2 separate regions of the Homo sapiens genome follow, and region 1 is linked to region 2. A link is a loop called in an ENCODE intact Hi-C map of the cell type or tissue named here. Cell type or tissue: dorsolateral prefrontal cortex. All regions are shown on one strand. Each heading gives the region's core, and the rest is flanking DNA. Links, peaks and the distances in the headings are about the cores only.

Evidence for each region. Hi-C counts contacts between places; a loop is a spot of excess contacts. Peaks named below come from ENCODE experiments on the same cell type or tissue, not always from the same donor. Only the 100,000 strongest peaks of a DNase experiment are listed, where the experiment ranks them.
Region 1: it touches region 2 in a loop (4-fold over the local background); 6 of 110 quality-filtered maps call a loop at or near these places.

The regions. Positions count from the first base shown.
Region 1 is chr17:28,676,605-28,693,207 of GRCh38, forward strand. It overlaps SUPT6H (SPT6 homolog, histone chaperone and transcription elongation factor), which reads left to right. Exons shown (of 37, transcript NM_003170.5): 8 at 1,111-1,212; 9 at 1,472-1,588; 10 at 1,941-2,030; 11 at 2,217-2,359; 12 at 4,652-4,800; 13 at 5,278-5,376; 14 at 6,123-6,252; 15 at 6,338-6,488; 16 at 6,664-6,818; 17 at 7,017-7,212; 18 at 7,982-8,121; 19 at 8,240-8,357; 20 at 9,735-9,811; 21 at 10,050-10,185; 6 more. Among named protein-coding and RNA genes, the nearest start is that of SUPT6H, 23 kb to the left of the region's middle. In dorsolateral prefrontal cortex, for the core only: a CTCF peak has its summit at 8,500 (motif pointing right); a DNase peak (open chromatin) is centred at 8,567; H3K27ac peaks cover 4,451 bases.
Region 2 is chr17:28,746,421-28,761,388 of GRCh38, forward strand. TRAF4 (TNF receptor associated factor 4) reads left to right here. Exons shown (of 7, transcript NM_004295.4): 2 at 793-844; 3 at 1,423-1,527; 4 at 1,597-1,758; 5 at 1,842-2,003; 6 at 2,091-2,246; 7 at 2,525-4,536. The coding sequence ends at 3,157. FAM222B (family with sequence similarity 222 member B) reads right to left here. Exons shown (of 3, transcript NM_001077498.3): 3 at 9,560-13,456. The coding sequence ends at 11,850. Among named protein-coding and RNA genes, the nearest start is that of TRAF4, 9.9 kb to the left of the region's middle. RefSeq lists enhancers at 671-1,670, 14,262-14,859, 14,860-14,968. In dorsolateral prefrontal cortex, for the core only: CTCF peaks have their summits at 1,043, 1,276, 3,835 (motif pointing left), 4,038 and 1 weaker place; DNase peaks (open chromatin) are centred at 471, 1,018 and 3,821; H3K4me3 peaks cover 2,753 bases; H3K27ac peaks cover 5,652 bases.

The DNA of each region.
Region 1 (16,603 bases), core at 4,269-12,268, 66 kb before region 2:
TTCTAGAAATACTGTTTTCTTTAGAAATCTGTGAAATGCAGTCTGGGTGCTGTGGCTCACACCTATAATCCCAGCACTTTAGGAGGCCAGGGTGGCAGATTGCTTGAGTCCAGGAACTCAAGACCAGCCTGGGCAACATAGGGAGATCTTGTCTCTACAAAAAATACAAAAAACTAGCTGGTTGTGATGGTGCACACCTGTAGTTTCAGCCACTCAGGAGGCTGAGGTGGGAAGATTGCTTGAACTTGGGAGGTCACGGCTGCAGTGAGCCATCATTGCACCACTGCACTGCAGCCTAGAAGCAGACCCTGTCTCAAAAAAAAAAAACCATGAAATGCTTATGGCCAGGCACGGTGGTTCACACCTGTAATCCCAGCACTTTGGAAGGCCAAGGTGGGTGGATCACCTGAGGTCAGGAGTTCGAGACCAGCCTGGCCAACATTGTGAAACCCCGTCTTTACTAAAAATGTAAAAAATTAGCTGGGCGGCCAGGCACGGTGACTCACGCCTGTAATCCTAGCACTTTGGGAGGCCAAGGTGGGTGGATTGCCTGAGCTCAGGAGTTAGAGGCCAGCCTGGGCAACATGGTAAAACCCTGTCTCTACTAAAATACAAAAAAAAAAAAAAATTAGCTGGGCGTTGACAGCATGCATCTGTAATCCCAGTTACTTGGGAGGTTGAGGCAGGAGAATTCCTTGAACCTGGGAGGCGGAGGTTACAGTGAGCTGAGATCGCGCCATTGCACTCCAGCCTGGGCAACAGAGCGAGACTCCATCTCAAAAAAAAAAAAATCAGCTGGGCGTGGTGGCGGGCACCTATGATCCTAGCTACTCAGGAGGCTGAGGCAGGAGAATCATTTGAACTCCGGAGGCGGAGGTTGCAGTGACCCTAGATCGCGCCGTTGTGTTCCAGCCTGAGCAACAAGAGTGAGACACCATCTCAAAAAAAAAAAATGCTTATTTCATGCCAGAACAACACTGGTATGGCATTTGTAGAACAATACTGGAAATGTGCACTTGATGATCACACGTTTCTGTCCAAAAAGGTATGTTTTTCTTAAGTGAGACACAAGATAAAGTCCGTCTCACCCTGTTGTCTTATCCACTCCAGCTCCGCTCCATCCCAGTCAAGGGGGCTGAAGATGATGAACTAGAAGAAGAAGCTGACTGGATCTACAGGAATGCTTTTGCCACACCAACCATTTCTCTCCAGGTACACAAAAAAGATCCTTAGGTTTTGACATGAACCAAAAGACACTTCATCAAGATGGGGAGCTCTTCCTCCCCTATTTCATACATCCGTGTGCCTGGTATTAGAAAACTGTGTGTATGTAGTCCCAACAAGTGTGTGTATATGAGAAAAATTTTTTAGATTTCATCTAGAAAGGTTATCCTTTGTTATTAAGCAGTCTTGTATGGTAAGACAAACCAAGTAAACATTGTCTTGCTATTTCTTTATTTTCCTACTGTAGGAAAGCTGTGATTACCTAGACCGAGGGCAGCCAGCCAGCAGCTTCAGTCGGAAAGGGCCCAGCACAATTCAGAAGATCAAAGAGGCCCTGGGCTTCATGCGAAATCAGCATTTTGAGGTAACACCTCAAGCTCTGGTGGCCCATTGGTGAGAAATTTAGTTAGGGGATGAGGGAAAAGATAATTACCTAAATGAGGTGGGAGCCCCCTTCCCGTATCCCCTATCCATGACTCAACAAGTGTTAGGACCAGCAGAGACCCTAGTGATCGTAAGAACAATGCTACCCTGTCTGCAGCTTTATTTTCTCCTATTGAGGAAAGCACCAGGCCCTGGAAGGGCTGTGAGGGAGGCCAGGCTTCTGACTGTTGAATTTCCTGGAGCTGTTTCTCCAGGAAGTCATTATCTACTGACAGAGGGGATCTTAGCAAATCTGTCTTCTCTGAGTGACTGCAGTCTCTTTGCCATCCTAGGTGCCTTTTATTGCCTTCTATCGAAAGGAGTATGTGGAGCCTGAGTTGCACATCAATGACCTATGGAGAGTCTGGCAGTGGGATGAAAAGGTAATGTAGATCCGTGGCCCCCAAGAGGTGTGGGCCAGGGAAGGCACCATTACTACCAGGATACCACAAACCCAAACCCCCCAGGCCTGTCTAGTCCTCCCCCACTAGGTTTCTGGTAAGGATCAGAGCAGCCTTGAGTCTCCAGGGCTGAACACAAGCTCTCATTCCTGCCCTACTTCACCTTAGTGGACCCAGCTGCGGATCCGTAAAGAGAACCTAACACGGCTGTTTGAGAAGATGCAGGCTTATCAGTATGAACAGATCTCTGCTGACCCTGACAAACCTCTTGCTGATGGCATCCGGGCTCTGGACACCACTGACATGGAGAGGTAAAACATGCGGTGTTTATTCCATTATGGGAAGCCCTCAGACCCCAAGGCTGGCCCTGCAGGAGCACTGTTAAACCTTGGAGAATGTGTAGCACAGGGCCCCATCCCTTAGAAATCCAACTTGTCAACCAGGCACAGTGGCTCATGCCTGTAATCCCAGCAATTTGGGAGGCCGAGGCGGGCAGATCACTTGAGGTCAGGAGTTCAAGATCAGCTTGGCCAGCATGGTGAAACCCCATCTCTACTAAAAATACAAAAAATTAGCTGGGAGCAGTGGCACACGCCTGTAATCCCAGCTACTCAGGAGGCTGAGGCAGGAGAATTGCTTGAACCTGGGAGGCGGAGGTTGCCGTGAGCTGAGATCGTGCCACTGCTCTCCAGCCTGGGCAACAGAGCGAGACTTCGTCTCAAAAAAAAAAAAGAATTATAGCTTGTCAAAGCCAGGCGTGGTGGCTTCTGCCTGTAGTCCCAGTTACTTGGGAGGATGAGGCAAGAGTATCACTTCAGCCCAGGAATTCAAGGTTGCAGTGAGCTATGATTATGCCACTATACTCCACACTGAGTGAAAGAGCAAGATCCGGTTTTTTTTTGTATTTTTAGTAGAGACAGGGTTTCAGTGTGTTAGCCAGGATGGTCTTGATCTCCTGACCTCGTGATCTGCCCGCCTCGGCCTCCCAAAGTGCTGGGATTACAGGCATGAGCCACTGCGCCCGGCCGATCCTGTCTCATAAGAAAAAGGGGGCTGGGGCCTGGCACGGTGGCTAACGCTTGTAATCCTGGCACTTTGGGAAGCCAGGGCGGGCGGGTCATGAGGTCAGGAGTTCGAGACCAGCCTGGCCAACACAGTGAAACCCTGTCTTTACTGAAAATACAAAAATTAGCTGGGCGTGGGGACAGGCGCCTGTAATTCCAGCTACTCGGGAGGCTGAGGCAGGAGAATTGCTTGAATCTAGGATGCAGAGGTTGCAGCGAGCCGAGATCGTGCCACTGCACTCCAGGCCTGGGCGACAGAGCTAGACTCCATCTCAAAAAAAAAAAAAAAGAAAGAAAGAAAAAGGAGGCCAGGCGCAGTGCCTCATGCCTGTAATCCCAACACTTTGGAAGACTGAGGTGGGCAGATCACCTGAGGTCAGGAGTTCAAGACCAGCTTGGCCAACATGGTGAAACCCCGTCTCTACTAAAAATACAAAAAATTAGCTCGGTGTGGTGGCAGGCACCTGTAATCCCAGCTACTCAGGAGGCTGAGACAGGAGAATCGCTTGAACCTGGGAGGTGGAGGTTGCAATGAGCCGAGATCGTGCCATTGCACTCCAGCCTGGGTGATGAGCAAAACTCCATCTCAAAAGAAGAGAGGCTGGGCGTGGTGGCTCACACCTGTAATCCCAGCACTTTGGGAGGCTGAGGTGGGCAGATCACCTGACGTCAGGAGTTTGAGACCAGACTGGCCAACATGGTGAAACCCTGTCTCTACTAAAAATACAAAAATTAGTCGGGTGTGGTGGTGCGTGCCTGTGATCCCAGCTCGCGAGGCTGAGGCAGGAGAATCTCTTAAACCCAGGAGGTGGAGGTTGCAGTGAGCCGAAATCACGCCATTACACTCCAGCCTGGGTGACAAGAGCAAGACTCCATCTCAAAAAAATAAATAAATACGATATGTTCTAGGGCTATCATGTGTCTTGGTTTTGTTTTTGTTTTTGTTTTTGTTTTGAGAGGAGTCTCACTCTGTCGCCCAGGTTGGAGCGCAGTGGCACGATCTTGGCTCACTGCAAGCTCCACCTCCCAGGTTCATACCATCTGCCTCAGCCTCCCAAGTAGCTGGGACTACAGGCACCTGCCACTATACCCTGCTAGTTTTTTGTATTTTTAGTAGAGACGGGGTTTCACCGTGTTAGCCAGGATGGTCTCTATCTCCTGACGTCGCGATCCCTCCGCCTTGGCCTTCCAAAGTGCTGGGATTACAGGCATGAGCCACTGCACCAGCTATGTGTCTTTAAAAAAGAAAAAAAGAAATGGTCTTTCTTCTGTTGCCTAGGATGGAGAGCAGTGGTGTGGTCACAGTTCGCGGCAGCCTCAACCGCCCGGGTTCAAGTGATCATCCCATCTCCAGTCTGGGCAACAGAGTGAGACCCTGTCTCAGAAAAATAATAACAATAGTAATAATAATTGGAAAAAACTGGTTGGGATCCCATTTTAGTTGGGATACTGCCTTTTGGGAATTGGACCTCTTGTAGCCAAATTGGGATATACCCTTTCTGCAGTGATGACTGAAACCTTATGTCTCTTCTTTTTCAGGCTCAAGGATGTCCAATCAATGGATGAGCTGAAAGATGTCTACAACCATTTTCTTCTTTATTATGGCCGAGACATCCCTAAGATGCAGAACGCCGCCAAAGCTAGCCGCAAGAAGCTGAAGCGTGTCAGGGAAGAGGGAGATGAAGAAGGTTAGTGCTGGAAAAGAAAATCCAGGAGATTTGATGGCCATGCATGATGGCTCACGCATGTAATCCCAGCATTTTCAGATGCTAAGGTGGGTGGATCACCTGAGGTCAGGAGTTCGAGACCAGCCTGGCCAACATGGCAAAACCCCATCTCTACTAAAAATACAAAAGTAGCCAGGGTAGGTGGCACATGCCGGTAATCCCAACTGCTCAGGAGGCTGAGGCATGCCTGAACCTAGAGGCAGTTGTTGCAGTGAGTTGAGATCATGCCACTGCACACCAGCCTGGGCAACAAACCGAGGCTGTGTCTCAAAAAAAAAAAAAAAAAATCAAGAAAGAAAACCCAGGAGACTTGACAGCCCATGGCATCTTGAAGGAGGCCCTTGGCTGGGTACCCTTTGAGGCTTCTCTCCTAATGTGTCAGATCCTTGGGAGTGATTGGAAACTAGAACCCTAAATCTCCCCATGTTTTCTTCCCAGGTGAAGGTGACGAGGCAGAAGATGAGGAGCAGAGGGGGCCTGAGCTCAAGCAAGCCTCTCGCCGAGACATGTACACCATCTGCCAGAGTGCTGGGCTAGGTAAAAGCTAGCTGCTTTGGGATTTAGGCATTCTAGCCTGAGCAAGGGGAGTTACCCAGAAAAAAGACTGGTAGGTAGGAAAAAGAAAGGCTATCTGGGTCAATCACCAATCCAATCCTGAACTAGCCTATTAGCTGGTCTTTAAAAATACTCCCTCTCCAAACCCATTCCCGCCCGACATGATGGTTCAGCCTCTCCCTAATTTCCTGAGATAATGGGAAACTCATGATTGGAGGGAGAGAGTCCAGTCTGTCTGTTTCTTCTGCCTTATAACAGCCCATCAAGTGTTTAAAATCAGTTTTTTCATTGTTCTTTGACTACCTGGTCCTGCTCATTTATGGCCTCTTTAAATTCCAGTGCTCTAGCTGGGCACAGTGGCTCACGCATGTAATCCCAGCACTTCGGAGGTCAAGGTGGGAGGATCACTTGAGCCCAGGATTTGGAGGCCAGCCTGGTCAACGTAGCAAAACTACAAAAAATACAGAAAAAATTAGCCAGGAGTGGTGGGACACACCTGTAGTCCCAGCTACTCGGGAAAGCTGAAGTGGGAGGATCACCTGAGCCCAGGTGGTTAAGGCTTCAATGAGCCATGATCACACCACTGCACTTTAGCCTGGGCAACAGAGCGAGACCGTCTCAGGAAAATAAAAAAGGCTAGTTCCCAGAATTCCAACTCCAGATTCTGAAAGCCAAGAGGTTTATCAGCCTATCTGCTGCCTTACCCTTCACTCTTCTGTTTGCTTTAGATGGCCTGGCCAAAAAGTTTGGGCTTACTCCCGAGCAGTTTGGGGAGAACCTGCGGGATAGCTACCAGCGGCACGAGACAGAGCAGTTTCCCGCGGAGCCCTTGGAGCTGGCCAAGGATTACGTTTGCAGGTAGGCATGCAGCAGGTGGCTGACAGGAGGAGGGGCCTGAGGACCACAACACCCTGGTCCTGTAGCTGCACCATTTTCCCCACAGCCAGTTCCCTACTCCAGAAGCTGTGCTAGAAGGCGCCCGCTACATGGTAGCCCTGCAGATTGCCCGTGAGCCCCTTGTCCGGCAGGTGCTGAGGCAAACCTTCCAAGAGAGAGCCAAGTTAAATATAACCCCCACCAAGAAAGGTAGAAAGGTGAGCTGGGTGAAGGGCTTTGATCCAAGATGTGCACCAGCTCTTTCTTTGATTGCCTGAGTTTCTTGCCTTCCACTTCACTGAGCTGTGTGTCTGAAAGCAGAAAGGCTGTCTTTTCTCCTGGGGCCTGGCCCAGCCCATCCGCAGGCTCATGATTCCCCCTTCATGTGTGCAGGATGTGGATGAGGCCCACTATGCCTATTCCTTCAAGTATTTAAAGAACAAGCCTGTTAAGGAACTGAGAGATGACCAGTTTCTCAAGATATGCCTGGCTGAAGACGAAGGGCTCCTCACCACTGACATCAGCATAGATTTGAAGGGAGTGGAAGGGTAAGCAGAGCCCTGGGCTGGCGACTCTCTGGGGAAGGCCTGATGAGGAGTCTGGTGGAGGGAAGGGCCCCTCAGGAGTGGGGAACCACAATTTCAGAGTTGAGCAGGCTGTTGTCTCTGGCTTGCTTAGAATGTTCATGGACATTGGGTGTCACCTTTTCTCCATTCCTGACACCATAGCTTTGTGTCTCTTCTCAGCTATGGCAACGACCAGACATATTTTGAGGAGATAAAACAGTTTTACTACCGAGATGAGTTCAGCCACCAGGTGCAGGAGTGGAACCGGCAGCGCACCATGGCCATCGAACGGGCTTTACAGCAGTTCCTCTATGTGCAGATGGCCAAAGAACTCAAGAACAAGCTGCTGGCTGAAGCCAAGGAATATGTCATAAAGGTGAGGACAGAGACTCATGATTTTTTTTTTTTTTTTGGTGACAGAGTCTTGCTCTGTTGCCCAGGCTGGAGTGCAGTGGCGCAATCTTGGCTCACTGCAAGCTCTGCCTCCTAGGTTGATGCCATTCTCCTGCCTCAGCCTCCCGAGTACCTGGGACTACAGGCGCCCACCACCATGCCCAGCTAATTTTTTATATTTTTAGTATAAAATATGTTATATTTTTAGTATAAAATAACATGGTTTTACCGTGTTAGCCAGGATGGTCTCAATCTCCTGAACTCATGATCTGCCCACCTTGGCCTCCCAAAATGCTGGGATTACAGGCGTGAGCCACCACGCCCAGCCGAGACTCATGATTTTTAGTCATATGATTTCCCCAAACTATAGTTGGGCATGAAGGAACCCCTTAGGAATAGTCCCATAGCTAATGGAGAAACACGGGGGGCAGGTGAAGCATAATCTGAGAGGGAATGCTAACAAGGCCACAGGGACCACCTCTAAGACCTCTCTGCTCCAGGAGCTTCTCCCCTCCCCCAGCCCCACTCATCCAAACATTCTTTGTTTATATCACTGTTCTCTGTATACACTCCTGTTTCCACAAGCAAGATATGCCTTCAGGTGGTAAGCCTGCCAATGGCTAGGAACATCTGCACATAAGAGTACACACCCTCGCACATGTGTGTATGAGTGTGTTTCCATAGCACTCTTGGTGAGCCTGATGACCATAATGTCATCATGTATGTAATACCTGTTGTGTCTCTTCCCTCAGGCCTGTAGTCGAAAGCTCTACAATTGGTTGAGAGTGGCACCCTACCGACCAGATCAGCAGGTGGAAGAAGATGACGACTTTATGGACGAGAACCAAGGGAAGGGCATTCGAGTCCTCGGCATTGCTTTCTCCTCTGCCAGGTAACAGCCTATTTTTGCCTCCCCAGCACCATCTCTTGTCTTCCTAATTTCATTTTTCTCTCATTCATAACTTCATATTGCTGATTATTGCATTCTTGTTTTTCTGTCTGTCTGGCAGAGATCACCCTGTGTTCTGCGCCCTGGTCAATGGTGAAGGAGAAGTGACAGACTTCCTTCGACTGCCCCATTTTACCAAACGGCGAACTGCATGGAGAGAGGAAGAGCGGGAAAAGAAGGCAAGTGGCTAGGACGAGGATACTAAGTGTACATCTGGAGTATGTCTTATGATTCAGTGGAGATAAGTGTTTACGGTCTAAGCAACATCCTATGCAAGACTGATTGTGTCTGATCTGGTCACTGACTTGTCCCCTGGGATGCCTCACTTCCATGAGCAGTAGATGGCACTCAAGTTATCTAGTACGGGATTTGCTTCTGGCTTGAGGCCAGTTCCTAGGCCTTGTGTGCTTCTGGAGTTGCTTTAACTGCCTCTTTTCTTACCAGCATCTGGGTCAGGCTGTTCCAGCAGCTGAAAGCTACTGAGGCATGAAGCCAGCCTTTTCCCTGCTTTAGCCTTTCAGGGTGTCTTTTTTCCAGGGAAAGAAGACTTTCAATTCATTTGGTTGGTATATTTCTGAATTTTGTTTATCCTAATGGTATCTGTAGTATCTTTCAGTTTTGTTAACAGAGCCCCATTCTTGAAAGAAAAACTTCTTAAGAAACAACTATTTTTTAAATTTTATTATTATCATTATTATTATTATTATTATTATTATTATTATTATTGAAACAGAGTCTTGCTCCATCTCCAGGCTGGAGCGCAGTGGCAAGAACTCACCTCACTGCAACCTCTGCTTCCCAGGCTCAAGTGATCCTCCTGCCTTCCAAGTAGCTGGGACCAGAGGCGTGCACCACCACGCCTGTCTAATTTTTGTATTTTTTGTAGAGACACGGTTTCACCGTGTTGCCTAGGCAGGTGTCAAACTCCTAGACTCAAGTGATCCATCTGCCTCAGCCTCCCAAAGTGCTGGGATTACAGGTGTGAGCCACTGCACCCAGCCCTTAAAATCTTGAAATGGAGATCAGAATATCTAATAGTCCTAACTACTCACATTTTAGCAAAAGTCACACCACAAATGAAATAGCCACAAAAGGAGGACATGCAGGAGTGTGAGGCAGTGGAAAGTAAATCATAAGAAACTGGACATCTTTAAGATGAAGGAAATCATACTTAACCATGTTGACCTTTTCAAAGGGCCCTCACCCAAAAGAGGGCAGCTACTAGTTCTTTGTTTTGCTTCATCAAAACTAGAACCAATGGCTAAGTATTAGATTTTGGTTTACAATAAAAAAGAACGGTTTCCTAACTTCATCCTTGGGACCTAGCCAGTGGCACCTGGTACCACTGGAGCGCAGTTCTAGTCAGTGGAATTATTAAGCAGAGGCAGGGTTGGCCAACTTTCAGGAAGAGGTGGGAATAGTTCCTTGGTAGCACCTTGGACCAGATATCTTCTGAAGACTTCCAGTTCTTACAAGATCTCCAACATAGGGAGACAGAATTTCCTGAAATCTTTACATCCTCAGAGCCATTCAGCTTCAATTTTCTTTCAATCCAGGCTCAAGACATTGAAACGCTAAAGAAATTTCTCCTGAATAAGAAGCCTCATGTAGTGACAGTTGCAGGAGAGAACAGGTAGGTAGGGATTAGACCACACCTGGTTTAAGGCCGTGACCCAACTCATCCCTTATTATTGAGTCTGGCATATGCCCATAACAGATGGGGCTTGTGCTTGTGCAGGGAGTGTCCCTGGGGATGTTTGACCTCATTTTCTTCAAAGCCCTTTCCTCCCCTACCTCTTCACCCCCAAGGCAGTCATGAGACTGTCCATCCCTAAGAAAACATATTCATTGACCAACACTCATCCCACCAGGGACGCCCAGATGTTGATTGAAGATGTGAAGCGCATTGTACATGAGCTGGACCAGGGCCAGCAGCTGTCATCTATTGGGGTAGAGCTGGTTGACAACGAGTTGGCCATTCTCTATATGAACAGCAAGAAGTCAGAGGTAATGCTGGAGCCTCACCCTTAGGGCCTGCCCAGGCAAGTGCTATTAATCCCAAAGAGATTAAATTGGGAAACAAAAGTTATCAGGGGCACAGGACTGTACCTGTGTACTTATCCATGCAGAAGTTCTCCGTTTTGCAGTTACGGTTCAGATTGGGAGTCCCAGAAATTAAATCGGTCTCAGGAAAAAAGATCCCAGAGAAGCAGAGAAAATGATTTAAACCAGAATGGTTTGGATTTCCTCTTGATGTTGTAGCTAAGGGGATTTTAAGGCCCTGCTGACCCTCGTTTGACTCTAGGCAGAGTTCCGGGATTATCCTCCAGTGCTGAGACAGGCCGTCTCCCTGGCCCGGCGCATCCAGGACCCTCTGATTGAATTTGCCCAGGTGTGCAGTTCCGATGAAGACATCCTGTGTCTCAAGTTTCACCCCTTGCAGGTGAGTAGGATTTGACAGGCAGGCTCGGGTGAAGGGAAAGGCAGAGTAACCTTACTCCTGCCTGCTGAATGTCCACAGGAGCATGTGGTGAAAGAGGAGCTGCTCAACGCCTTGTACTGTGAATTTATCAACCGAGTCAATGAGGTCGGGGTCGATGTCAACCGTGCCATTGCCCACCCTTACAGCCAGGCCTTGATCCAGTATGTTTGTGGCCTGGGACCTCGGAAAGGGACCCACCTCCTGAAGGTAGGATTGGAGTGAATTCAGAAATTTTAAAACTTGCCATTTCATTGAATATGAATATATACTTTGTCAGTATAATTTGACAGATTGGGAGGACCAAGGTCAGTGACTTGTCCAAAATCACTCAGCTAGTGAGAGTCAAAAGAGTCTGACTTCAGACCCAGTTGGCCAAAGCTGTGCCCTTCACTGCTGCTTGCACCACCACACCCAGCTAATTTTTTGTATTTTTAGTAGAGACGGGGTTTCACCATGTTGGCCAGACTGGTCTCAAACTCCTGACCCCAGGTGATCCACCCGCCTCAGCCTCCCAAAGTGCTGGGATTACAGGCATGAGCCACTGCGCCCGGCCAACTAGTGTTAACTTGTAACTTATAAGCCATACATTAGTTGTATATGGTCTTTGGTGTAGGTATAACATCATTTATTTGTTTATTATTTTCCCATTTAAAGCAAAACTTTTTTTTTTTTTTTTTTAATTTTGAGTGGTCGATAGCATGCTGTAGTGCTCAACTAGATACTGGGTGGGACAGAGTTTTTGTTATGAGGGTTTAATAGAGACTGGAACAGTCTGGGGAGGTGGGGCCTGCTTACTGCCCTGGCTCAGTCCAGCTCTCTCCCCCAGATCCTGAAGCAGAACAACACCCGGCTCGAGAGCCGGACCCAGCTGGTCACCATGTGCCACATGGGTCCCAAAGTCTTCATGAATTGTGCTGGCTTCCTCAAGATCGACACGGCCTCCCTGGGGGACAGGTGATGCCCTCTGCCTGGATGGGGCAGGAGGAATTCCCTTGTGGGCTTTGTTTTCGGGTTTCAGGGGTTAGGGCTATCAAAGGGCCACAAGCCATTTTAACTTAGGAAATGTTTTAAAGAAAAGGTAAGGAACTTTATTCAGTCAAGAGCCCCTGACCTATGGAAAAGATCGGTTCAATCATGTGAAACATTTTTCGTGTGAGAGAAACATAAAAAGTACCAGCTTAGCTTATAAATTAAGCATGGAAAACACAAGATTTTGTTCAGTAAACACAAACTTGCTTTTTTATTATTATGGTTTGTTGTGGCCAGATAAGGGTGGGAATAGCGGGGGCAATGAAAAAGGAGTTTGGGGGTATAAAGAGATAAGGAAGGGGGAGAGAGATTTGGTATGTTTTGAGATGATGTTATTAAGAGAAAGTTCTATTCACTTGGACTTTGGACTTCACTATTGACCTCTTCCTCTCCAGAAGTTATCAACTCAGTCTTTGGAGGATCTTTTCCACGGGCACATAGCTCCTCATTCAGTAATGGAAATCAGTGGGGAAATAGGCTTCAAGTTCTAAAACTTCATTTTCCACTCAGCTTTGCTGTAACACTCCACGAATAACATAGGTCCATGTGAGTGCACGGGCAAGACCAGCCTGGGAAGGCTTTATGGGGGAAAATAGCTATCAGCAAATTTTCAAAGGTTTTTTTCCCCTTTCTTGATTTATCTTATTATGAGACTCATATAAGTTCATCATATAAAATTCAACATATAGAAATATTATGCAGAAAGTGGAAGTCCCCCATAATCCCACCCCCCAGAGATAACTACCATAACAATTTTATGTATACTACAGTTTTTCTAAATTTTATTTTTGCTATGCATTTACTAACTACCCATTTACTACAAAAATGGGATCATATGGTTCATAGTGTTTTTGCAGTGCATTTTTCACGTATCAATATATTGTGGCCATCTTTCCATGTCAGCACACATAGATCTACCTCATTCTTGTTAATGGCTGTATAGTATTCCATTGTATGGAGGTGCCCTAATTTATTTAACCAGTTCCCCATTGGTGGACATTTGGGTTGTTACTAGAAGCTTATCGTTCTATATCCTGTTCCTTTTCTGCCTTTCCTCCAGCACTGACTCATATATTGAAGTCCTTGATGGTTCCCGTGTCCACCCTGAGACTTATGAGTGGGCTAGGAAGATGGCAGTGGATGCCCTGGAATACGATGAATCAGCCGAGGATGCCAATCCTGCAGGAGCCCTTGAAGAAATCTTGGAAAACCCAGAGCGACTGAAAGACCTGGACCTTGATGCCTTTGCAGAAGAGCTGGAGAGGCAGGTAAGGGACAGCATGGAAGGCCCGGCAGGAGAACCCATCCCAAGTGGCCAGGTTGGTAGGAGACTTGGGCAGTGAGTGTGCAGAGAAAGCCTGATACTGTTAGTATGGCAGACTTGATCCTCATCTCCCTGCCCTGCTCTACTGGGCTCCTCAAGGAAGTTTTTGGTCTGCTTGTTAAGGAGCCAGGGAAGTCTCAGAGATTGCCACCATAATTACAAGGGGCAGGAGGGAGTTGGGAGGATGTCAGTACTACAGTTTCCGTCTAGGCCCCCTTTCCTCCTTTCTAACAGCACAGCTTTGCATTTATCTGTGGACTCATTGGGGTTCCATAAAGCATTTTGATTACAGTGTTTCATGGCTAAGTTTGAAAACCACCTTTAGTAAATGTTGATGGAAAGAAAAGAAGAAGCCCTGACAGAAACTTACTCCCATCTGGAGAGGCCCGCCCCTTCCACGGGACTCCTTGAGGCTCAGGTTGGGGGGCAGCTGCAAGGCTCTTCTTGATGGGCTTCTTCCCCAGGGCTATGGTGACAAACACATCACACTCTATGACATCCGGGCAGAGCTGAGCTGTCGATATAAGGACCTCCGGACAGCCTACCGCTCTCCCAACACAGAGGAGATCTTCAATATGTTAACCAAAGAAACACCAGAGACCTTCTACATTGGTAAATTCTGGGGTCATTTTTTTATTGGGGGCAGGAGGTGTGTTTACTGTGTACATTCAAACCAAGCAGCAGTTCCAACAGATTGAGGCAGGTTTGTGTTGTACATGGGGAAGGCCAGGAGAGCATTTTAAAAGACTAAAGAGTCCTGGACTGGAAATCAAAACTGAATTTAAGGTCAAATGTGCTTCCAGTGTGCTATGGAATCTTCATGCAGTTAGTCTTCTTATAGGCTTTATTTTCCCCTATCATCAAATCAGGGGAACGGCCAGGCACAGTGGCTCATGCCTGTAATCCCAGCACTTTGGGAGGCCAGGGCAGGCAGACTGCTTGAGGCCAGGAGTTCGAGACCAGTCTGGGCAACATGGTGAAACCCCATCTCCACTAAAAATAAAAAATTAGCTGAGCGTGGTGGTGGGCACCTGTAATCCCAGCTACTCGGGAGGCTGAGGCAGGAGGATTCCTTGAACCTGGGAGGCAGAGGTTACAGTCAGCCAAGATAGCACCACTGCACTGCAGCCTGGGCAACAGAGCAAGACTTCATCTCAAAAATAAATAAATAAATAAAAATCGGGAAGAGTTCCCTCTTCAAGGATGGGAAGGAAGTCAGATATTCTGTCACTGAAAGGCTGGTGGAAAGAAGTGCTCTCCACATTCTCTGAGCCTGCTCCCCATCCTCTTTTCCTTCTTGCAGGAAAGCTCATCATCTGCAATGTCACTGGCATTGCCCACAGGCGTCCCCAGGGTGAGAGCTATGACCAGGCGATCCGCAATGATGAGACAGGGCTGTGGCAGTGCCCCTTCTGTCAGCAGGACAATTTCCCTGAACTAAGCGAGGTGTGTGCTGCAGCATTATCCTGCTCAGTGGATTTCCTTGGTTGAATGATCTCGGTGCCTAGAAGGGAATCAGAAATGAGGGTGTTCTAGATCATTCTCTCACCAAACAAGTACACAAAGAAGGAAGACGGACGGGAAACACACAGGTTTAGCATGAAGTCCCTTCTGAGAAGGCTGACATAGCTGGGCACGGTGGCTCACGCCTATAATCCTAGCACTTTGGGGGCCAAGGTGGGCGGTTCATCTGAGATCAGGGGTTCGAGACCAGCCTGGCCAAGATGGTGAACCCCCGTCTCTACTAAAAATACAAAAATTAGCCAGTTGTGGTGGCATACGCCTGTAATCCTAGCTACTCGAGAGGCTGAGGCAGGAGAATGACTTGAACCGAGGAGGCGGAGTTTGCAGTGAGCCGAGATCATACCACTGCACTGCAGCCTGGGTGACAGAATGAGACTTCATCTCAGAAAAGGAAAAAAAAAGGCTGACTTAGAAACTTCTTATGGTCGGCCGGGCGCAGTAGCTCACGCCTGTAATCCCAGCACTTTGGGAGGCCGAGGCGGGCGGATCATGAGGTCAGGAGATCGAGACCATCCTGGCTAACACGGTGAAACCCCGTCTCTACTAAAAATACAAAAAATTAGCCAGGCACGGTGGCGGCCACCTGTAGTCCCAGCCACTCAGGAGGCTGAGACAGGAGAATGGCGTGAACCCAGGAGATGGAGCTTGCAGTGAGCCAAGATAGCAGCATTGCACTCCAGCCTGGGCGAAAGAGCGAGACTCCGTCTCAAAAAAAAAAAAAAAGAAACTTCTTATGGTCGCTGGGTCAAAACAAAATGGCAGACAGGCATGGTGGCACGTACGTATAGTGCCAGCTACATCAGAGGCTAATTTGGGAGGATTTCTTGAGCCCAGGAGTTCGAGGCCAGCCTGGGCAACATAGCAAGACCCCATCTCCTTTTTTAAAAAAAGGGAGGGGCTGGCCGGGCGCGGTGGCTCACTCCTGTAATCCCAGCACTTTGGGAGGCTGAGGCGGGCGGATCATGAGGTCAGGAGATCGAGACCATCCTGGCTAACACGGTGAAACCCTGTCTCTACTAAACAATACAAAAAATTAGCCAGGCATGGTGGTGGGCGCCTGTAGTCCCAGCTACTCGGGAGGCTGAGGCAGGAGAATGGTGTGAACCCGGGAGGCGGAGCCTGCAGTGAGCCGAGATTGCACCACTGTACTCCAGCCTGGGCGACAGCGAGACTCTGTCTCAAAAAAAAAAAAAAAGTGGGGAGGGGCCAGGCCGGGCACAGTGGCTCATGCCTGTAATCCCAGTACTTTGGGAGGCTGAGGCAGTTGGATCACCTGAGGTCAGGAGTTCCAGACCAGCCTGACCAACATGATGAAACCCCATCTCTACTAAAAATATAAGGATTAGCAGGGTGTGGTGGTGAGACTCCTATCTCAAAAAAAAACACAAAAGGGAGGGGCCTCAGTTGCAGCTAAAGGGATCTAAGTTGGATAAACATAAAAGAGGATGGGGCACAGTCACACCAGTAATCCCAGCACTTTCAGGGGCCGAGGCAGGTGGAGTGCTTGCCCAGGAGTTCAAGACCAACCTGAGCAACATGGCAAAACCCTATCTCTACAAAATAAAATTAGCCAGGCTTAACCGGGTGCAGTGGCTCACGCCTATAATCCCAGCACTTTGGGAGGCCAAGGTAGGTGGATCACGAGGTCAGGAGATCGAGGCCATCCTGGCTAACACAGTGAAACCCCATCTCTACTAAAAATACAAAAAATTAGCTGGGCATGGTGGCGGGCGCTTGTAGTCCCAGCTACTCGGGAGGCAGAGGCAGGAGAATGGCGTGAACCCGGGAGGCAGAGCTTGCAGTGAGCCAAGATTGTGCCACTGCACTCCAGCCTGGGCAACAGAGCAAGACTCTGTCTCAAAAAAAAAAAAAAAAAAGATTACCCAGACTTGGGGGCGTGCGCTTATAGTCCCAGCTACTCGAGAGGCCAAGGTGGAAGGATCACTCGAGCCTGGGAGGTTGAGGCTGCAGTGAACCCTGATTGCACCACTACACTTCAGCCTAGGCAAAAGAGTGATACTGTCATAAGAAAAAGATGGCTAGGTGTGGTGGCTCACGCCTGTAAT
Region 2 (14,968 bases), core at 1-8,000:
GGACGGTCACCAGGCTTCAGAAGCCCACTGAGCAGTGCCCAGAGTCTTAGCTGTGCTTGCTGGACATTTTTCCTTGCCCCAGCTTCTCTTCCTTGTGTGTGTGGTGTAGTAGAGCCTGTCTGAGCTGTGGAGTCAGACACACATAGCCAGGTGCTGCTTCACCTGTAAGCCTCTTCGTTTCATCTGTAAAATGGGGGCATTCCACCCCTTCTCAGAGGCAGGTGGCAAGGGCCGGGTGGGAATGTAAACAGGTGCCAAGGAGCATGCCTTTCCTCCCCTTTTCTGTGGGAGACACACCCTCAAAGGAGCAGGGCAGGGTAAGGTGGCCGCAAGCTGACCTTTGCCCTGGTTCTTGGCAGAGGACCTTCCTGGGGACTGGGCAGCCTTCGCACTTAATCTCAGCCCATCCCTGTTCCCCCTCCCAGTCAGCTTTCAGCGCAGCCAATGAAAACTAACCTAGGGGGAGGGGGTGACTGTGCAGCGTGTTCCTTTCCCAGTCCAGCTGCCATCCTGGGGGAGGGGGTGCCAGCTGCCACCTGTTGGCCAAGTCCTGACTGAGGCAGCTGTCTGTGCCTCCTCTAGGCCCAGACCCCCCTTCCCAGGACAGGGGCTGGGGTCTTCTGGGATCCTGGGGAAGTAGAGCCCCTCAGGCCTCTGCTTGCCCTTTTGTCTCATCTAGGCTGGTTGGGAACCGGTCTGGTGAGGAAGGGAGGCTGCCTCAGTGGAGGGGGTGGGGCCAGGCCTCCCTTTCCCCTAATGAGAAACCTTTTTCCTGCCCCTCCCCCATTTCAGTGAAGGAGTCTTCAAGTGCCCTGAGGACCAGCTTCCTCTGGACTATGCCAAGGTGAGTCCACACTGCCAGGAAGAAGCCCAAGCACAGTCTGTTGCCCTTGGAGGCCGGAGCTGCTGGCAGCCAGTGGGCTCAGGGCCAGTGTCAACCAAAAGCCTTGGGATGGTGCGCCTCCACAAAGGTAGCCTGTTCCCTCCCACCAGGCCAGTTTGCAAACGAGGCCCCTGTTTGCCCTGGAGGGCATGCACAATGCCCAGCCTGTAGGGGTGCACAGAGCTGCTCTGTGCCCGCAAGAAGTGTTCCCTCCCCTTCCGGTGGCAAGCCAGACCTGTGGCTGAGGGCCAGTATCCCTCCACCAGGGGAAAGGAAGCAGAGCCCCAGGGACAGCCTGGGATTGAGCAGGCTGATTGGCTGCCTCTTCAAAGGAAGCGTCCTGTGCAGGCATGTTAGGACCCAGCATCAGAGCAGATGCTGCCTGCTGTGCCCTTCATCCCTGGACTCAAGAGGGGCAAAGAGCCCAAGAGAGGCTATTACAGGCTCCAAGGTAGAGCCAGCCCAGTTGGGTCTAGGGGTGGGAACTGGGCACTGCAGTCAGCTCTGACCCTGGCCAGTTCCCCCATCCCTACCCCCAGATCTACCCAGACCCGGAGCTGGAAGTACAAGTATTGGGCCTGCCTATCCGCTGCATCCACAGTGAGGAGGGCTGCCGCTGGAGTGGGCCACTACGTCATCTACAGGTGAGGCTCTGATGTGAGGGCTGGCACCACCTCTCCCTTGGCAGGCACTAATTGCAGCCTTCCCACCAGGGCCACCTGAATACCTGCAGCTTCAATGTCATTCCCTGCCCTAATCGCTGCCCCATGAAGCTGAGCCGCCGTGATCTACCTGCACACTTGCAGCATGACTGCCCCAAGCGGCGCCTCAAGTGCGAGTTTTGTGGCTGTGACTTCAGTGGGGAGGCCTATGAGGTGGGTGGGGTCTGGCTGAATGTGGAGGAGGGGGTACCTGATGGCCTAGGCATCTCTTAACTCAGCACCTCTGACATTTCCAGAGCCATGAGGGTATGTGCCCCCAGGAGAGTGTCTACTGTGAGAATAAGTGTGGTGCCCGCATGATGCGGCGGCTGCTGGCCCAGCATGCCACCTCTGAGTGCCCCAAGCGCACTCAGCCCTGCACCTACTGCACTAAGGAGTTCGTCTTTGACACCATCCAGGTGAGGCCTTCCCTGAACTGTGGGTTGCAGGGTAGGTGACAGGTAGTCAGGATATTGACTCCTGCCTCTCTACTTCTGTGGCCCCAGAGCCACCAGTACCAGTGCCCAAGGCTGCCTGTTGCCTGCCCCAACCAATGTGGTGTGGGCACTGTGGCTCGGGAGGACCTGCCAGGCCATCTGAAGGACAGCTGTAACACCGCCCTGGTGCTCTGCCCATTCAAAGACTCCGGCTGCAAGCACAGGGTGAGATGCCCCTTTTCCTGTCAGCCCCCTTTTGCCCTTGAAGCCCTAGACAGAGGCTCAGCTTCTGATGTACTTAGGCCTTGGTGGTCCCTGCTGTGCTGCTCTGAAACCCTCAGTCCTTCCCTCTGCTGCCAGCTCCAGCCTCTTCCTAACACCCTCTGTCTTCCTCACGTAGAGCTGGGTGCCTGCTACCCTGTACCCACTCCTCTCCTCTCCCTGGACCTCCCCCTACTGATAACTCTCCTCCCTTCCCCCATGGCCTGGGGCTTTGCCAACAGTGCCCTAAGCTGGCAATGGCACGGCATGTGGAGGAGAGTGTGAAGCCACATCTGGCCATGATGTGTGCCCTGGTGAGCCGGCAACGGCAGGAGCTGCAGGAGCTTCGGCGAGAGCTGGAGGAGCTATCAGTGGGCAGTGATGGCGTGCTCATCTGGAAGATTGGCAGCTATGGACGGCGGCTACAGGAGGCCAAGGCCAAGCCCAACCTTGAGTGCTTCAGCCCAGCCTTCTACACACATAAGTATGGTTACAAGCTGCAGGTGTCTGCATTCCTCAATGGCAATGGCAGTGGTGAGGGCACACACCTCTCACTGTACATTCGTGTGCTGCCTGGTGCCTTTGACAATCTCCTTGAGTGGCCCTTTGCCCGCCGTGTCACCTTCTCCCTGCTGGATCAGAGCGACCCTGGGCTGGCTAAACCACAGCACGTCACTGAGACCTTCCACCCCGACCCAAACTGGAAGAATTTCCAGAAGCCAGGCACGTGGCGGGGCTCCCTGGATGAGAGTTCTCTGGGCTTTGGTTATCCCAAGTTCATCTCCCACCAGGACATTCGAAAGCGAAACTATGTGCGGGATGATGCAGTCTTCATCCGTGCTGCTGTTGAACTGCCCCGGAAGATCCTCAGCTGAGTGCAGGTGGGGTTCGAGGGGAAAGGACGATGGGGCATGACCTCAGTCAGGCACTGGCTGAACTTGGAGAGGGGGCCGGACCCCCGTCAGCTGCTTCTGCTGCCTAGGTTCTGTTACCCCATCCTCCCTCCCCCAGCCACCACCCTCAGGTGCCTCCAATTGGTGCTTCAGCCCTGGCCCCTGTGGGGAACAGGTCTTGGGGTCATGAAGGGCTGGAAACAAGTGACCCCAGGGCCTGTCTCCCTTCTTGGGTAGGGCAGACATGCCTTGGTGCCGGTCACACTCTACACGGACTGAGGTGCCTGCTCAGGTGCTATGTCCCAAGAGCCATAAGGGGGTGGGAATTGGGGAGGGAGAAAGGGTAGTTCAAAGAGTCTGTCTTGAGATCTGATTTTTTCCCCCTTTACCTAGCTGTGCCCCCTCTGGTTATTTATTTCCTTAGTGCCAGGAGGGCACAGCAGGGGAGCCCTGATTTTTAATAAATCCGGAATTGTATTTATTAATTTGCTTCCAGCCTGACTTACCTGGGTTGGTTAGGTCCCTGGGAGGCTCAACCAAACTGAAGGCAAAGAAAGGACCAGTCAGAGAAGGGCCGCTGCCTGGGTCTGGCCCCAGGATCCAGCTTACCTGCTGGCTCGCCCTCTGATGGACGCCGGGAAAACTGCATCGGGCTTTGTGTGGAAGACGGTCCCTGCCACTGCCCTCTGCCGATGAAATGCGGGAAGTGTATGGCCTAGATGTTTCATAAGGCTGGAGTCCCTGGTCAGCCCCACCAGATTAGTGCTTCTACCCTAGGCAGGGCTTTCTTGGTCTAATGGTAATAAGCACCGACACTGCTAAGCACTTTACGTGCATTATTATTTCATTGAAAAGAACTGTCAAGTGAAATACTTTTTAGCACAGTAACTGGCTTTGTGGGCTCTAGAGAAGAGTTAATGAGGCAGTGCATGTTCTTGGCCCAGAGTAAGTGCTTAGTGAATGCTTTCTAACTCCGAACCCCAGCCACATCCAGGGACTGGGTGTTGAGCAAAAGGGGCCTTCAAGATGTTCAAGGCACTTGGATTTTCTCCTGTCTCTCATCGGCTTTTCTTAACGGGCCTCAGTGGGTGCATGTGATTATCCACGTTTCACCTATGAAACATGAACAGAGGAGACTGACTTATCAGTGATTCTTCCGCGGGTTCGGACAGGGCCTCGATTCTGTTTTAAACTCCAGTAGTCCCTAGAAATTGTAGCTCCCTCTAGTTGTGGCAATAGGTGTGGGTCCTTGTGCTTGCTTTTGGCAAGTTTCTGAGCTACACAGGGCCTCCATTACCGTCACTGGTGAAATGCGGCTCACCTCCCAGATTTGTTGTAAAGATTAAATGAACTGGTCAGCACACAGTGCCTTACTGTCTTGCCTAGCCCTGAGAAGAGGCTGTATGTACGAGAATCATTAGTAAGGGAAGGTTCAAGGACTGTAGTTCTTTCTTTTCCCATGCAGAGGCTGAGGGTTTAAACAAAAAAAAAAAAAACTCAGCCTCTGCTGCACACGACTAGCTACTCAGGAGGCTGAGGTGGGAGGATGGCTTGAGCCCAGGAGGCAGAGGTTAAAGTGAGCAGAGATTGCGCTACTGCACTCCAGCCTGTGTGGCAGAGCCAGACCCTGTCTCAAAAAAAAAGGCCTTGGGCTGGGCGAAGTGGCTCACTCACACCTGTAATCCCAGCATTTTGGGAGGTTGAGGTGGACGGATCACGAGGTCAGGAGATCAAGACCATCCTGGCTAACATGGTGAAACCCCGTCTCTACTAAAAATACAAAAAAAAATTAGCTGGTGTGGTGACACGCACCTGTAGTCCCAACTACTCAGAAGGCTGAGGCAGGAGAATCACTTGAACCCGGGAGGCGGAGGTTGCAGTGAGCCAAGATCGCGTCATTGCACTCCGGCCTGGCGACAGGGAGAATAAAAAAAAAAAAAACCCTTTATGGGGTGACAGGACAGGACTAAGCCTCAGTGAGCCAGGCTGGGGAGGTCATCATCGGCCCAATCTTTCTTTTCAAAAAGGTCAAATTGACTTACTTATCTAGGGAGAAATGGGGCCCTCCTGCCTAGGTGAGAAACTAGAGCTGGGCTTCTTCACCAGATAAACCGTCTTGGTACGGTGATGCCTGGAGACTGGTAGAGGCAACCATGGGCTCCAGCAGCATAAATGCTTTCAGGCAACAGGCTGAAACACCTTTCCAGAATCCCAGCTACACACCTGACCGAGCACAGTGGCTGATGCCTATAATCCCAGCACTTTGGGAGCCTGAGTTGGAGATGACCCTGGGCAACAAAGGGAGCCACCCCGTATCTACAAAAAAATATAAGGAGCCGGGCACAGTGGCTCACACCTGTAATCGCAACACTTTGGGAGGCTAAGGAGGGCGGATTACCTGAGGTCAGGAGTTCAACACCAGCCTGGCCAACATGGTGAAACAAAAGTCTCTACTAAAAATACAAAAATTAGCTGGGCGTGGTGGCAGGTGCCTATAATCACACCTACTTGGGAGGCTGAGACAGGAGTATTGCTTGAACCTGGGAGGTAGAGTCTGCAGTGAGCTGAGATCGCACCACTGCACTCCAGCCTGGGCAACAATGAGCAAAACTCCATCTCAAAAAAAAAAAAAAAAAATTAGTTGGGCATGGTGGTGCACACCTGTAGTCCCAGCTACTTGGGAGGCCCAGGCAGAAGAATCACTTGAACCTGGGAGGTGGAGGTTGCAGTGAGCTGAACTCCAGCCTGGGAAACATAGTGAGACTCCGTCTCTAAATAAATAAATACACTGTCACTGCATGCTTCCGGGGGTCACATTCACATAGTCTAGATGGTGCCTCCTAGAGTTGCATGCAAACAATGGGGCTGTTAACCCCATACTCTGCAAGCCTTGCACACCTGGACCTTATTCAGTGCTAGTCATAACTTGCAGAATTCAGGCCATGTTCTGCAATAAAAGTGTGAGCTGCACTCCCCAAGGATCTACCTCAGCCCAGGAATCATTCACTCTGGAGGAAGCGCTGTACTTTACTAATGTCTAGCTCCGCTTTTGGGCCGACTGCAGATCTTATCTGACACAGGCAGAAGACAGCTTCCTTTCACAGGGGTGGCATGAGGCATAAAGGAGTCAAAACACTTTCACAAAAGAACACCCTCGGCCAGGCACAGTGGCTCACGCCTGTAATCCCAGCACTTTGGGAGGTTGAGGCGAGCGGATCACAAGATCAGGAGTTCAAGACCAGCCTGACCAACATGGCGAAACCCCGTCTCTACTAAAAATACAAAAATTACCTGGGCATGGTGGCGCACACCTGTAGTCCCAGCTTCTCATGGGGCTGAGGCAGGAGAATCACTTGAACCCGGGAGGTGGAGGTTGCAGTGAGCTAAGATCGTGCCACTGCCCGCCTGAACGACAGAGCAAGAGACTATCTCAAGGAAAAAAAAGCACCCCCATCCTGGCTAACATGGTGAAACCCCATCTCTACTAAAAATACAAAAATTAGCCAGGCATGGCGGCGGGCGCCTGTAGTCCCAGCTACTCAGGAGGCTGAGGCAGGAGAATGGTGTGAACCCAGGAGGTGGAGCCTGCAGTGAGCCTAGATTGCGCCACTGCACTCCAGCCTGGGCGACAGAGTGAGACTCCGTCTGAAAAAAAATAAAAAAACAAAAGCACCCTACAGAAAAGGGTGTGCTCAAGAAAGAAGGCTGGTGCTTTAGCTCCGTCAGCATTCAGGAAGCCACCTGCGGACTCTTGCCGCCAAGGGTCTGATTCTACCCTCCCTGAATCCCCCATCTTGTGGAATCTATATGTGTATATATATAATCTATATATATATTATATAATTATATATATAGATATTATATGTATACATATAGATATTATAATTATATATATATATACACACATATATATATAATCTTTTTTTTGAGACAGAGTCTCACTCTTTTTGCCCAGGCTGGAGTGCAGTGGCACGATTTCAGCTCACCGCAACCTCTGCCTCCCGGGTTCACAAGCGATTCTCCTGCCTCAGCCTCCCGAGTAGCTGGGATTACAGGCCCCTGCCACCATGCCTGGCTAATTTTTGTATCTTTAGTAGAGACGGGATTTCACCATGTTGGCCAGGCTGGTCTCAAACTCCTGACCTTAGGTGATCTGGCTGGCCTTCACTTCCCAAAGTGCTGGGATTACAGAGGTGAGCCACTGTGCCAAGCCTCAATTTTCTTTTCTCTTTTTTTTTTTTACGGAGTTTTTTCTCGTCATCCAGGCTGGAGTGCAGTGGCGCGATCTTGGCTCACTGCAACCTCTGCCTCCCAGGTTCAAGTGATTCTCGTGCCTCAGCCTCCTGAGTAGCTGGGACTACAGGCGCCCGCTGCCATGCCTGGCTAATTTTTGTATTTTTAGTAGAGACGGGTTTTCACCATGTTGGCCAGGCTGGTCTCGAACTCCTGACCTTAGGTGATCCAGCTGGCCTCAGCCTCCCAAAGTGCTGGGATTACAGGTGTGAGCCACCACACCCGGCCTCAGTTTTCTTTTTTTAAAAAAATAGTTTTTTCATTTAGAGATGGGGGTCTCACTCCTGTCACCCAGATACTGGCACTGCAGCCGTAAACTCTCGGGCTTGAGGAATCCTACCACTTCAGCCTCCCAAGCAGCTGGGACTACAGGTATGTGCCATCACACCCAACTTTTGTTTTTTTTTTTTTTTTTTTTTGAGACTGAGTTTCACTCGTTGCCCAGGCTGGAGTGCAATGGCGCGATCTCGGCTCACCACAACCTCCGCCTCCGAGGTTCAAGCAACTCTCCTGCCTCAGCCTCCCGAGTAGCTGGGATTACAGGCATGCGCCACCATGCCCAGCTAATTTTGTATTTTTAATAGAGACAAGGTTTCTCCATGTTGGTCAGGCCGGTCTTGAACTCCCGACCTCAGGTGATCCGCCTGCCTCGGCCTCCCAAAGTGCTGGGATTACAGGCGTGAGCCACTGTACCCGGACTACACACCCAACTTTTTACAATTTTTGAAGACACAGGGTCTCACCCCTGGGCACAAGCAATCCACTTCAGCCACCCAGAGCTAGGATTACAGGCATGAGCCACCGCACCCAGCCAGAATCAACTTTTCCTTCCATTACATCTTAGCTCAAACCCAAGCTCAACAGAAGAGGAGGGTAACTTAATTCATTTTTTTTTTTTTTTTCCTGAGACGGGAGTCTCACTGTCGCCCAGGCTGGAGTGCAGTGGCATAATCTCGGCTCACTGCAACCTCCGCCTCCCAGGTTCAAGCGATTCTCCTGTCTCACCCTCCTGAGTAGCTGGAATTACAGGCGCGTGGTACCACGCCCAGCTAATTTTTGTATTGTTAGTAGAGACTGGGTTTCCCCGTGTTTGTCAGGTTGGTCTTGAACTCCTGACCTCAGATGATCCACCTGCTTTGGCCTCCCAAAGTGCTGGGATTACAGGCATGAGCCACTGTGCCTGGCTGCAATCACTTAGTGTTTTTTTTTTTTCCTCTGCAGACAAAAAAATAAAGTTATCCAAAATTCAACATAAGAAAACTGTAATCACCAAGAGGAGCCAGTTACATTGCAGATAACAGTGCCTATCACCTTCACCTCTGTCAGAGGCCCTCAGAATTTCCAAAGTGTTGGAAGTGGAAGAAGGCAGGTTTGAAGTTTTAGGTTGGGTTATTAGCAAACCAGATCCCCATTTCTTGGCTGGGCATGGTGGTTCACGCCTGTAATCTCAGCACTTTGGGAGGCCGAGGCAGGTGTATCACTTGAGGTCGGGAGTTCGAGACCAGCCTGGCCAACATGGTGAAACCCCATCTCTACTAATAATACAAAAAATTAGCTGAGCGTGGTGGCAGGCACCTGTAATCCCAGCTACTCAGGAGGCTGAGACAGGAGAATCCTTTGAACCTGGGAAGTGGAGGTTGCAGTGAGCCGAGATCGTGCCACTGGACTCCAGCCTGGGCGACAGAGCAAGACTTCGCCTCAAACAAAACAAAACAACCAGATCGCCATTTCTCAATGACTTATGGCCCTTGGAATGCAAGTGGCAGGACCTTTTGGGCCTCCAGTGAGGGACAGCAAACCACACTTATCCTCAAACTTCACAGTAAGCCCACAGCAGCCCTGCCCAGGGAGAGGGCCTGTCAGCCGGGTACCCTGTGTCCAGGGTTTCATTGAAGAACTGTCTACAATCACCATAGCACCTGGCCTTAAATAATGGATTTGGAGACGGCTTCTGGGTGGGATGCATATTACAGGGGTACCCCTTTTAAAAATTAGGAATTACTCCTATGAAGTGAGGTATGTTAGAAACTGTTAAGAAAAAGTTACCTCAAACATTCACAGCACTAAACGAATAGAACAAGGTCAGAAAGCGAGGTTTTCTTATTTTTACTGGTTTATAATAATCTTAAAAACCCCATCACACCCATAAACCACCACAGGTGAGGTGAGAGAGATGGAGAATGAATGCTACAGTATGTGGATAGAATGGGGAATCCAGGTATTCCCTAGGGTAGTGTAGGATGGAGACAGGGAGTGTGGAGAGGAGGCCCTGGCTTGGACCCTTATTGCTGGCTGGGGGTTGGCTGGCAGAGGGGAGAGGGACTCAGGCTGAACTCCGAAAGAAGGAACATCTCACACCAAAGGCGAGGGCAGTTGGGGGCAGGGGGATCACAGTACATTTTCCATGCAGACTAAGGGTGGGAGTGAGAGCTTCAGAGGCTTGCACCCCTACACAGGAAGAGATGGGTTTGAGGTTGTTTGACTTAAAGCCCCCAAGTTGGTGTCTGGTCCAGTTTCCTAAAATAGCAGCTCACCTTTCAGGGAGAGGTATTGGGGAGGAAAAAAAAATACAGCAAGAATATCTGCTTTGGAGATCAAGCAAGGGGTAGGGGGAAGACAGTGGTGCTCTTTAAATCTGACTCAGAAAAGCAGGAACTGGAAGAGGGCCCTGGGTGAGATGGCGGCCAACACCTTCGGAGAAGGCATTGAGTCAGAAGCTACAGGTGCTCCTGGGGGATCAGGACAGGGAGGTACCAGTGTTCACAGACGGCAGGAAAACAATTGGGAACAATAAATTAGGACTTCATGTTGCTATCATTTGGCATAACACAATCAGGCTTTTTTTTTTTTCTTTTTCCTTTTAAATATAAGGCAACTTGCCAACACATAACTTAAAACTGGTCTTCAGTCACATTGCTTCAGATCACTAGAGAATTTCTGGCTAACGAACAGTAGTGGATAGTGAACAAAATGCAAAACCTTAAATAAGAACCATCAGCTGACATTCCCCAGAGACAAGAGGAAAGGTAAGGGCTTATTTCATCTGTAAAAAATAAAAAAGCCCAATTCTGCATCTTTAACAGAATGGTGCAAAAATTTGTAACAAAACAGTCTAAGTTTAAAATTACAGAAAAGTGTTTCTAGCCAACTAATTGTCGCTTGGGATGAGACGTGCTGAGCATGGAGTGGATGAAGGTATGCTCTAAGAATGGACAGAGGGCAGGAGGGGCTTGTTTCCAATGTAGGCCCAGCTCCAGGTGTTAGAACCATGCTCATTTGGTAAAGGAAGTACTCAAAGAGCTTAAGGCTTTGTGTTTGTTTTTTTTTCCTTCATTAAACTGAGGGGCTGCACTAGAGGGTGAATGTACCTGTGGGGCCACTCACACACAATGCTACTCAAACCCACACTACATTCATACAGAAACGTAACGTTTAAAACTTACAGTGTAGAGCAATATTCTTAGCCAGTGTAGAGAGAACCAAATGCATTTTTTTTTTTTTGGTGTTTTTAATCCCAAACTCCAATGTGATCATTCCTTACCTACCTAATTCCTCAAGTAAGGTAGATTTTGTTTTTGTTGAGGGGGAAAGGATAGGGGCTGTGGGGAGGTGAGTTAGGGGACAGGCAACAGTGAGAAAGGGATCTTGGGTATGCTCAAAGGTCACTGTATTTTTCTAGGTTTGGAAAGGGGAGTCTGGAACCAAGATGCCAATACAAAGACTTTTTCCCCCCATATCTCAAGAAATGGTCAAATACTTCCAAGATGCCCTTGAGATCAAGTGTGGCAAGGGCAAGTGCAGTGGCTGTGGGATCAATATAGACACAAAACAAAGCCTTGAGGAATGGAAAGGAACTTGAAGGATATGAAGACTGGGTCAGCTTTGATTTGAGATCCTTCGATGAGTAAGTAATTAGCTTTCAGAGCACCTGGGAAATCTTGCTTCTTAGTCCTGGAGGGAGGGGAAGGGGGGTAGCAACAGGTAGAGGTCTGGATTAGGGGCCTGAGCACCTATACTACCTCAACTAGGGCATTCCGTCAGCCCACACCTCAGTCGTCCTAAGGGAAACAGGAAGAGATTCAAGAAAAGATGGGTGGGAGCTGGCTGGAAATGGCCAAGGTGGAGAGACTAGCTGACAGGCAGTCAGTGGAGAGAAAAGCCTGGGCTTAGGGTTAGGTTCTAACATAAAACCAAAAGTTGCTGGAGGGGAGGACGAGAGGACCCCTTCTGTCCCCACTTAGATCCCACCAAATTCCCTTTCTTAGACATCTAAGAATGATCACACTGGAGCAGTGAAACTTTGAAACTATCCAGTTACTTAAAAGACTAAACCTAGGAGGGTGATGTATGATGTGTTGCACGTGGAGGGCAGCAGGGCTACCTATCTATACCCTGGGTGCTGAATATGAAGACTTCGACTCTCTGTGGGATCGGGGGCTCGGTTGCCAGGGGCTCGGTGGGCCTTGCTCAGCATGGCCAGGCTCTGTTCTCGGAAGCAGGCCTGTTGGAAATCCCCACTTAGGTAATCCACTGTTTGCATCAAGCTGTTCTGGCTTGCCACTGGACCGCCCCCGGTCCCTGCTCGGTAGTGGGCCCCGGGAGCTGCCGCACAGTCGAGGGGTGCACCTGTGGGCTGCCCACCGTGGAACGGCATGGCAAGGTCCTGAGACCCCGAGCTGTCGCTATTGGGAGTGGGCAGAATGTTGTTCCACAGGGGTTGGAAGTAGTGACCATTGGGGTAGGCCAATGGGGCTGCCATGCCGTTGACTGGTGGGGATGGGGTCGGCTTTTCCAGGGGTGGCTTCAGATGGAAGGACTGCGCCAGGCAGAGTTCCTGCGGGTAGGCAGGGGCCTTGCCCACAAAGCCAGGCCCTGCCAACTCGCGTCCTGCCGCATGCTTGCCTGTCAGGCCAGGGGCTGGCGTCCCACTAGCCTCGCTGCACATCTGCTGTAGGTGGGCCAGCTGGTGCTGGTTCCAGGTGACTGGCTTGAGGTCGCTAGGGTAGCCAGTGGGGACGCGAGAGATGCCTGTGGGCAGGTTGACAGGACCTGCAGCAGGCAACGCGGCGGTGGCCGCGTGGGTGTGCTCCATGGGATTGACCACACATGAAGGCATTGGTGTGGGGACGCTGTGGGTCGACACCCGGGTGCTTGCATTGATGAGCAGACTGCGACTAATGGGGCTGGGGTTGGCGATCTGGCCCTCACACACTGAGGTAGTGCTGATGCCTGCCCTCGTCTGGCAAAACTGGTTGATCTGGTGCACGATGCTACTCAGGTCCGGAGGCTGGCTGTGCTGCAGAGTGGCCGCCATTGAAAGGGGGATAGTTGAGGTAGACACGGTCACATTCGGGGGGGCATCTGAGTCTGGCATCTTCCGGCCTCCATGCAGCAAGGGATTGTGGGGGTGCTGGAGACCCTGGTGAGCCAGGGCCTGAGGGTGGACCAAGCCCTGGGTTTGGGCCATGGGCTGAGGGTGGCCCAGGCCCTGAGGCTGCTGGAGGCTCTGAGGGTGGGACAGTGCCTGGGGTGGCGGGATACCCTGAGGGTGCTGCAGCGTCTGGGGAGGGGCATGGGCCAGGGTCTGTGCATGCTGCAGGGCCTGCTGGCGGGCCAGAGCCTGGGCCTGGGGGTGGGCTAAAGTGCTGGGTGCCACAGTAGCATAGGGTGCCACTGGGGGGTTCATGATGGCCTCAGGGAGCAACCGGGCTCGGGTGCCGTCAAAGTCCTTGAGTATGCTTTTGGCTGGCACTTTGACAATGGCAAGCAGGCCTGCCTTGGTGGCAGCCTGTGTCGGGTAGGGGCTGTAGCGCTGGGCTGATGTGTCGAGGCCGTTCACAGTACGACGAACGTGTTTCCGCTGGGGAACCTTCACACTGTTGGGGAAGATTTTTATAGTCAGTGGGTTGTTTGCGACCTTCTTAGCATACGCATCCAATTCGGCTGGGGTAGGATAGTGAGCAGTTCTCATTTTCTGTGTAGTGTCCCCTAGAGAGAGAGAATGGGAAGGAGAGCAAAGAGGGAGAGGGAGCTCATCAGTGCCAAGGCAAACAGCCCTTCCAGATTCCCCTTTTGAGGGCCTGGGGTGGGGTGGGGAAATGACTAGATTGTCATCTGTAGCCTTCATTCGAGACCCAGCTTCAGTCTTCACATTAACAAGCACTGCTAATGTTCAGTAAGTGCTTATAGTGGGCCAGGCCTTCTGCCAGATGACAGGCCATCTCAATGAATCCTCACTATTGCTGTAGAAGCAGGCACTATCATCATTTACATTTTATAAATGAGGTAAGTAGAGATCAGAACAGCAAAGCATCTTTCAAAGTCTCATATCTTGCAGAACCAGAATTTGGCCAATTCTCAGAGAGGTAACCGAGAGTTCTCCCCCTACACAGAAATTCAGGGTCGCTGGGCACGGTGGCTCACACTTGTAAATCCCAGCATTTTGGGAGGCCAAGGTGGGTGGATCATCTGAGGTCAGGAGTTCAAGACCAGCCTGGGCAACATGGCGAAACCCCGTCTCTACTAAAAATACAAAAAGTTAGCCAGGCGTGATGGCAAGCACCTGTAATCCCAGCTACTTGGGAGGCTGAGGCAGGAGGATTAATTGCTTGAACCCAGGAGGCGGAGGTTGCAGTGAGCCGACATCGCACCACTGCACTCCAACCTGGGCGACAGAGCAAGACTCTGTCTCAGAAAAAGAAAAAAAAAAAAGAGAGAAATGCAGGGTCTGGAACTCTACCAGCCCATGTGGCTTGGGGGTAGGTTCTAAGCAAAGCTCCTTGTCAGGGCCATGGTGGCCCTTCAGTCTAGAGGGTACCCAGAGCTACGACTCTTCAGTCTGCAGGGACCAATGAGGGATCAGCTTTCCCTTGCATCTTGGCAGCTGGGGGGCTTTGCCCACTGGGTGGGCACCCTGAACAGTAGACAGAATGCTTCCTTTCAGGAGCAGAGGAATAAGCTGCCAACATCTCTCCCCTTCCCCATGTCACAAGTTCACTTTTGTTTACAGTTTACTCTATGCCCGACTGGATGAGGATCAAAGGCTTTATTTATTTGCTTGAGAAGGAAGATAATAATGACAGGGCAGCAGGGAGGGAATTGAGAAGAAAGGATTCAGAGCATCTTTCAGTCCTTTCAGTCCTGAGAGCCAAAAATAGTCTGTATTTGGTCCATGTCAGCTGTCATTTTCCAAAAAGAAAGAGGAAAAACCTGCCTGCCTTTGGAGACTGCGGAAATGCCCACTCGGTGTGCCTCATTAATGTTAACAGTCTCTTTGTTCCCATCTCCTGTTGCCTCCCATCAGGGGGCTCAGCGGATGTCCGGCTTCCAGTCAAAAAGGAAAAGGTTCTGAGAACAAGGGCTCTTTAAGGATGCCAACCTCCTGCAAGGGGGCTCTGCTCTACTCTCTCGTCTCTGAGGGAGGGTCTCCCCTGAGTATACACAAAAGGTGCCTAATAAATGCTTGCTGAATGAGTACACAGACTGCCCAAAGCAGAAGTG